2 separate regions of the Homo sapiens genome follow, and region 1 is linked to region 2. The links are chromatin loops, found by intact Hi-C in ENCODE. Cell type or tissue: heart right ventricle. All regions are shown on one strand.

The links. Hi-C counts contacts between places; a loop is a spot of excess contacts. Peaks named below come from ENCODE experiments on the same cell type or tissue, not always from the same donor. Only the 100,000 strongest peaks of a DNase experiment are listed, where the experiment ranks them.
Region 1: it touches region 2 in a loop (5-fold over the local background); 5 of 110 quality-filtered maps call a loop at or near these places.

What each region holds. Positions count from the first base shown.
Region 1 is chr3:39,961,825-39,964,324 of GRCh38, forward strand. All of the region lies in intron 2 of MYRIP (myosin VIIA and Rab interacting protein), which reads left to right. Among named protein-coding and RNA genes, the nearest start is that of MYRIP, 150 kb to the left of the region's middle. In heart right ventricle, no CTCF peak of the experiment used is centred here; a DNase peak (open chromatin) is centred at 977; H3K27ac peaks cover 1,220 bases.
Region 2 is chr3:39,811,502-39,814,001 of GRCh38, forward strand. All of the region lies in intron 1 of MYRIP (myosin VIIA and Rab interacting protein), which reads left to right. Among named protein-coding and RNA genes, the nearest start is that of MYRIP, 3.1 kb to the left of the region's middle. In heart right ventricle, a CTCF peak has its summit at 1,225 (motif pointing right); no DNase peak of the experiment used is centred here; H3K27me3 peaks cover 1,902 bases.

The sequences.
Region 1 (2,500 bases), 150 kb after region 2:
TGTCTTGCATTAGGACCTTTAAGTCAACAAGTAGGAGATTAAAGGGAATTAAATGCAAGCATTTCAGGTAGGCCCAGGGAATAAGGGCATTAGGTGGCAGGTTACCTGGATGGCGCAGCAGGGTTAAAATTATCCCTATATGATCCTGTTTCATGAACAAAAGATGAATGGACTCTCTTAAAAGACTTTATAAGGCCAGTTAAGAGCAGAATAGTATAGCATGGTAATCGACACTCTTGATGTCTAATTAATTCATCTGGATTCAAACTGAAGATTAGCCATTTTTTAGCTGTATGACCTTGAACAAGTGGCTTAACTTCTCAGAGCCTGTTTGCCCATCTATAGGATGGTTATAATAATACCACCTATCTCCAGATTGTTATGAAGGTCAAGTAAAATTATGCACATAAAAATTTAGGCATCACCTGACATGTGGTAATCCCTCAGTAAGTGTCAGTGGTTATTGTGTCTAAACCCCTGACCTGTTGTTATTGTAACTCTGCATCTTCATTGTTTAAGGAACTGAGTGACTATTAGGAGGAATTAAATTCCCTGTCAGTCTGCTGGGACATAATTTGGAGATGGATAAGGACCCCAAAGCACTAATGGCTACATGGTCTCTGGGCTAGTTTTTTTTTTTTTTCCACTTGTTCAATGAAGGGATGGGAATTGAGGACCTATAAAGTTCATTCTCATGTGAAAATTATCTCTGGGTGAAATGGTGCTTCTTTGTTTGTCCAGAGATACATGTTTCCTCTGAGAAGGGCCTAAATTGCATTGCAAAATGAAGAGATTCAAGGGCTGTAGTGCAGTTACTTCTTCACAAAGCATTAGCCCAGAGTGTCCTCCCACCCAGGGCTTTTCAATCCTTGAATGAGCATGTAAAGGCACCCCTAGGTCTTAGAGAATCAGGGCCTCATGTTTTAGAGCCCTAAGTTACTGAGTGTGGGCTGTGACTTAGAATCACTGTGTAGGAATGTGAAAGAAAATCTGCCAGCCCATTCTTGGCCAAGATGCTGGATTTGGAAGCCAAGATTCACTTGACTTGCAGACAGTTTCTGTGTTATAGAGCAGTAGAATTATAGATGATTGATTTTTTCAATTTAGTTTTATATTTTCAAGTTCTCATACATCGGTATTATGAGAGAACATACACATAAGACAAAGCAACAGTAAATAAAATTATGTGCAAATAATTCAGTAAGCTCATGTACGAGAAGGGGCTCATATCATCTAGATGTTATAGAAACGTAAACAGAAAAGGCACATACTTTGGATTACAAAGGGTCTGGATTTGGATCCGGTATCAGCACTTTCCGGGTGACCCAGTACCAGGGTATATGGTCTTGTTTTCTGTAAAATGGGCAATGCTTACCTGATTTGGCAGCTGTGCAGATTAAATGAGATGATGTGAGTGAACAGCCGGCAAAGTCAGTTGCTGTTTCTTCTCCCTGTTGGGGGAATATTTGATGGTGTGAGAAATGAGCTATGAACAACTCATCAAGACTGATATTTAAGTGAGGATAACTCACTTTATTGTCAGTTAAGCCTATCTAATCTCTTTTTTCTCATCCATCCATCCATCATCTCATTTATTCATGCATACATGCATGCATTCATTCACTTACTACTTCATCCCTGTTATATTGCATGTCCTACAGTGTGCAAGATGCTATTGATGCAGAGATGAATGAAATAGGTGACTTTGTTTGGAACTTGTGAATTCATATGCAAATGCAGGGATGACCCCCTGCTTCTTAAGCACTATCTTGTGTGTTGCTATTTAAACATAATACTATGATCACAGTAAAAACATAAAGCTTAGTACTTGAGTTAAAGATGCCAGAAAGTTGATATTCTACATGTCCAAAGTTGAAAATTTATGTATATCTGAACATGTGTATATTTATATTTCTAATAATCATATATCTGTCTTAAAAGTAAAAGCAATATTTTTCATGTGATTTCTCTCATTTGCTCATTGTTTACAGCTTATTTTACTAGTATAGTGACATATTCATATTATATGTTAGAAATCTACATTTGCAAAGATCAGCTAAGTTTACGTTTCAGATTGAGAATAGCCCGGAAGGATTGTGTCTAGCCAATTACATTTTTATTCTTAATTTTAAAACTCAGTATTAAAATAGTTCACTGTCTTCTATTTTCTGTATACTATCTGGGGCAGTATGTGGTGCTGAGTGACTTAATATTTTAGATTTCTTTTTCAGCTGTACATTTAAATTCCTTTCTTATTTTAGTGCCTGACAGTTCACCCAAGAATGTCACCTGATGCATTTAAAATGGGAAAATATTTATTTTCATCTTCTTTATCTTTCTTTTCTTTAATTTTTAGCCCTTAATTACCATTATGAGCGACTTGGATTCTATTTTGTTTCAATTCAGAAAAAAAACTTTGCTTTCTACTACTTCCAAAGTATTTTAAGCACTATGAAGAGTTTTAAATGGTATACATGATAATATAGCAGGTAAGAAGTTG
Region 2 (2,500 bases):
CCCAAGACTTTGAAGATACTGCTTTCCATCTTCCTGCTCACGTTCCTTTGCCTGGCCATGGGCAGCTGCGTCTCTCCTAATTACCCACCACTACCTCCATCTGCGAGCTGTCTCTGTGGGCCAGAAGCTGTGTCTGTGGGACTGTTTCTGGAGAGTGGGGGGAGGCTGTGTGTGTGTGTGTTGTCTCTGAGGAGTCAAAGTGTGTCTCTGTAGAGATGGTGTGTATCTCTTGGTGGCGCAGTGTTCTGTGTGGTCTGGGTTTCGTTTGTCTGCGTGTATGGTGGTAGAAGGGAGAGTTATCCGGCTGCAGAATTTGTTCACTTTTGAGAAAGTGAAGTGTTAGCCATACTCAGCTCAGTCATTTAAACTAGCGGTAGCATAGATTATGTTCTATCTCCTTCCTCCCTGCCCAGAGGGATTCCCGATGGCTGAAAAATATCCCGTAGAAAACAAGGCTTCCCCCTGATTTTGCCTTCGAATTATTATTGTGTATGCACAGACTCTTGCCGGAAAGCCAAGTTAAAGGGAGATGACTGATCAGACCTTGGTGAATTTAACAGTCTGTTGAAGTATAATTCCAGAAAATAATGCAGTTCTGAAGGATACACTCAGTGGATTGTCACAACTGAGCACACCTGTGTAACCAGTGCCCTGATTAAGACCCAGAATATTTCCAATCTTCCCATTACCCCTACCTACAGGCACTATCCTCCAAGGGTAGCCATCATCCTGCTTAGTTTTATCAGGTTAGTTTTATTTTTATTACTATTGTTATTTATTTTATCATTTTAGTTCCCAAGCTAAAATGAGACTTCTTGATGATTTTCTACCTCCTTTTTAATAAATGCAATCCAAGAGTAGTTATACTTAAGCCAGTACAGAAAAATAGAAGGAATAATTTAGCCTTACAATCTGGGTGAAGAATGACTTGGTTGTCCCACCACACCTTGATCATTAGTTATTTGGTGGTGTAACAAACCTGATCCCAGATGTAACAGTGCTGACATTGGTCAATGGCGGCTGGTTTGTTCCCATAAGAGCTTTTTCATAGGGTGAATTAAAGTAATGCAAACATGAAATTATGTGATATTAAAATATGAATGAAGAAAAAATGAATAGATTCTCATTTGATATATAAAAAGGAAGTATTTTGAATTCCTCAAAGATAAAAAGTTGACAGAGAATCAGAATTTGAAAGCTGACTGATTTATGAACTGTTGGTGTTGTTGCCACATGGTGGCGCCAGGTTGGCTGGAGAACTGAAATACCTACCATCTTTTCCCAAGCTCTCAGAAAGGAATCCCAGGAATAAAATCCAACAATCCAACAACTCAGTATCTCCGAACATGATTTCCAACTACTATTTTCCATATCTAGCAAGTAGATCCCTTGTATGGTCCCTGCTACTAAATCCATGGGTAGAACTCTATCCCAGCTCTTTATGAAGATGGCCGTGGGATGGGGGCAGGTGCTTGTTGGAGGGAGCTGGAGGTGGGACACTGTTGCCTTTCCCTCAGCAAGATGGAGTTAAGGTGGTGTGTCCTTGTGATTTTAAAGAGGGTTAACTGAGAAGCAAGCTTTGGTCGCCTCATCCTACCCCAGAATCTCTTCAGAGGTTTGAAGGAATGAGTTCTCATTCCGAAGGCTGGTATCTCTTTTCACAGAGCCCTGTCGATGCTGAACCTGGAAGAATACATAGCCCTGGCTGTAGCCACGCTACTGTTGCTGGAAGACATGTCCCAAAATCCCACAGAGCATGCCCAAGTGACCCGGGAGATGTGGGGATGTTGTATCCAGATATGGAGAAGGCTAAGTGGACCCAGCTGGTGCCCTTCTCCCATCCATCACCTTTTGTTTTTATTGTCAGCACGACTGAGATGCTGTTTAGAAGATTGTATTCATTTGGTGGCTTCCATGCCCATAATCACCAAGAGTGTTGAGTGTTTGTCATGTGTTGGGCACGATAATTATATTTATTCTTCACAATAGGAGGAGGATGGCTTTCCAATTTTAAGATAAAAGAACTGCACCTTGAAAGTTACACACTCTAAGTTTACACACTATGCAAGCCGGAGTGAAGGTTAAGAGCCAAGTGCCTGAGACAACATCCCTAGCTGAGTTGTACTCTTCTGCAGTGGCCGGAGGTGGAGGGGAGTCTTATATATAATTCTTTTGTCTTCACTGGCACCTACTCTAGCACTTTACATGTAGCCACTTAAGTGTAAGTATGGAATTGCTGAAAATAGAAAATTCTGTCATAAGCAAGAAGGACAGTGAAAGATGAGAACTTGGGGTCAAGTCCATTCAACCTGCAATGCTGGGACTCAGCGTGCCTACTAGAGTGTGTAGTTTTATTATGTGTTTAAAACAACATGTTATGGACACCTGTCTTATCTATTTTTGTGATTTTTTTCACCTAACTTTTTTTACATGTGTTGATAACATATATTGATCATTGTAAATCTAGTTGACTCATTTTAGCTTAGCATTCCTTTGATAT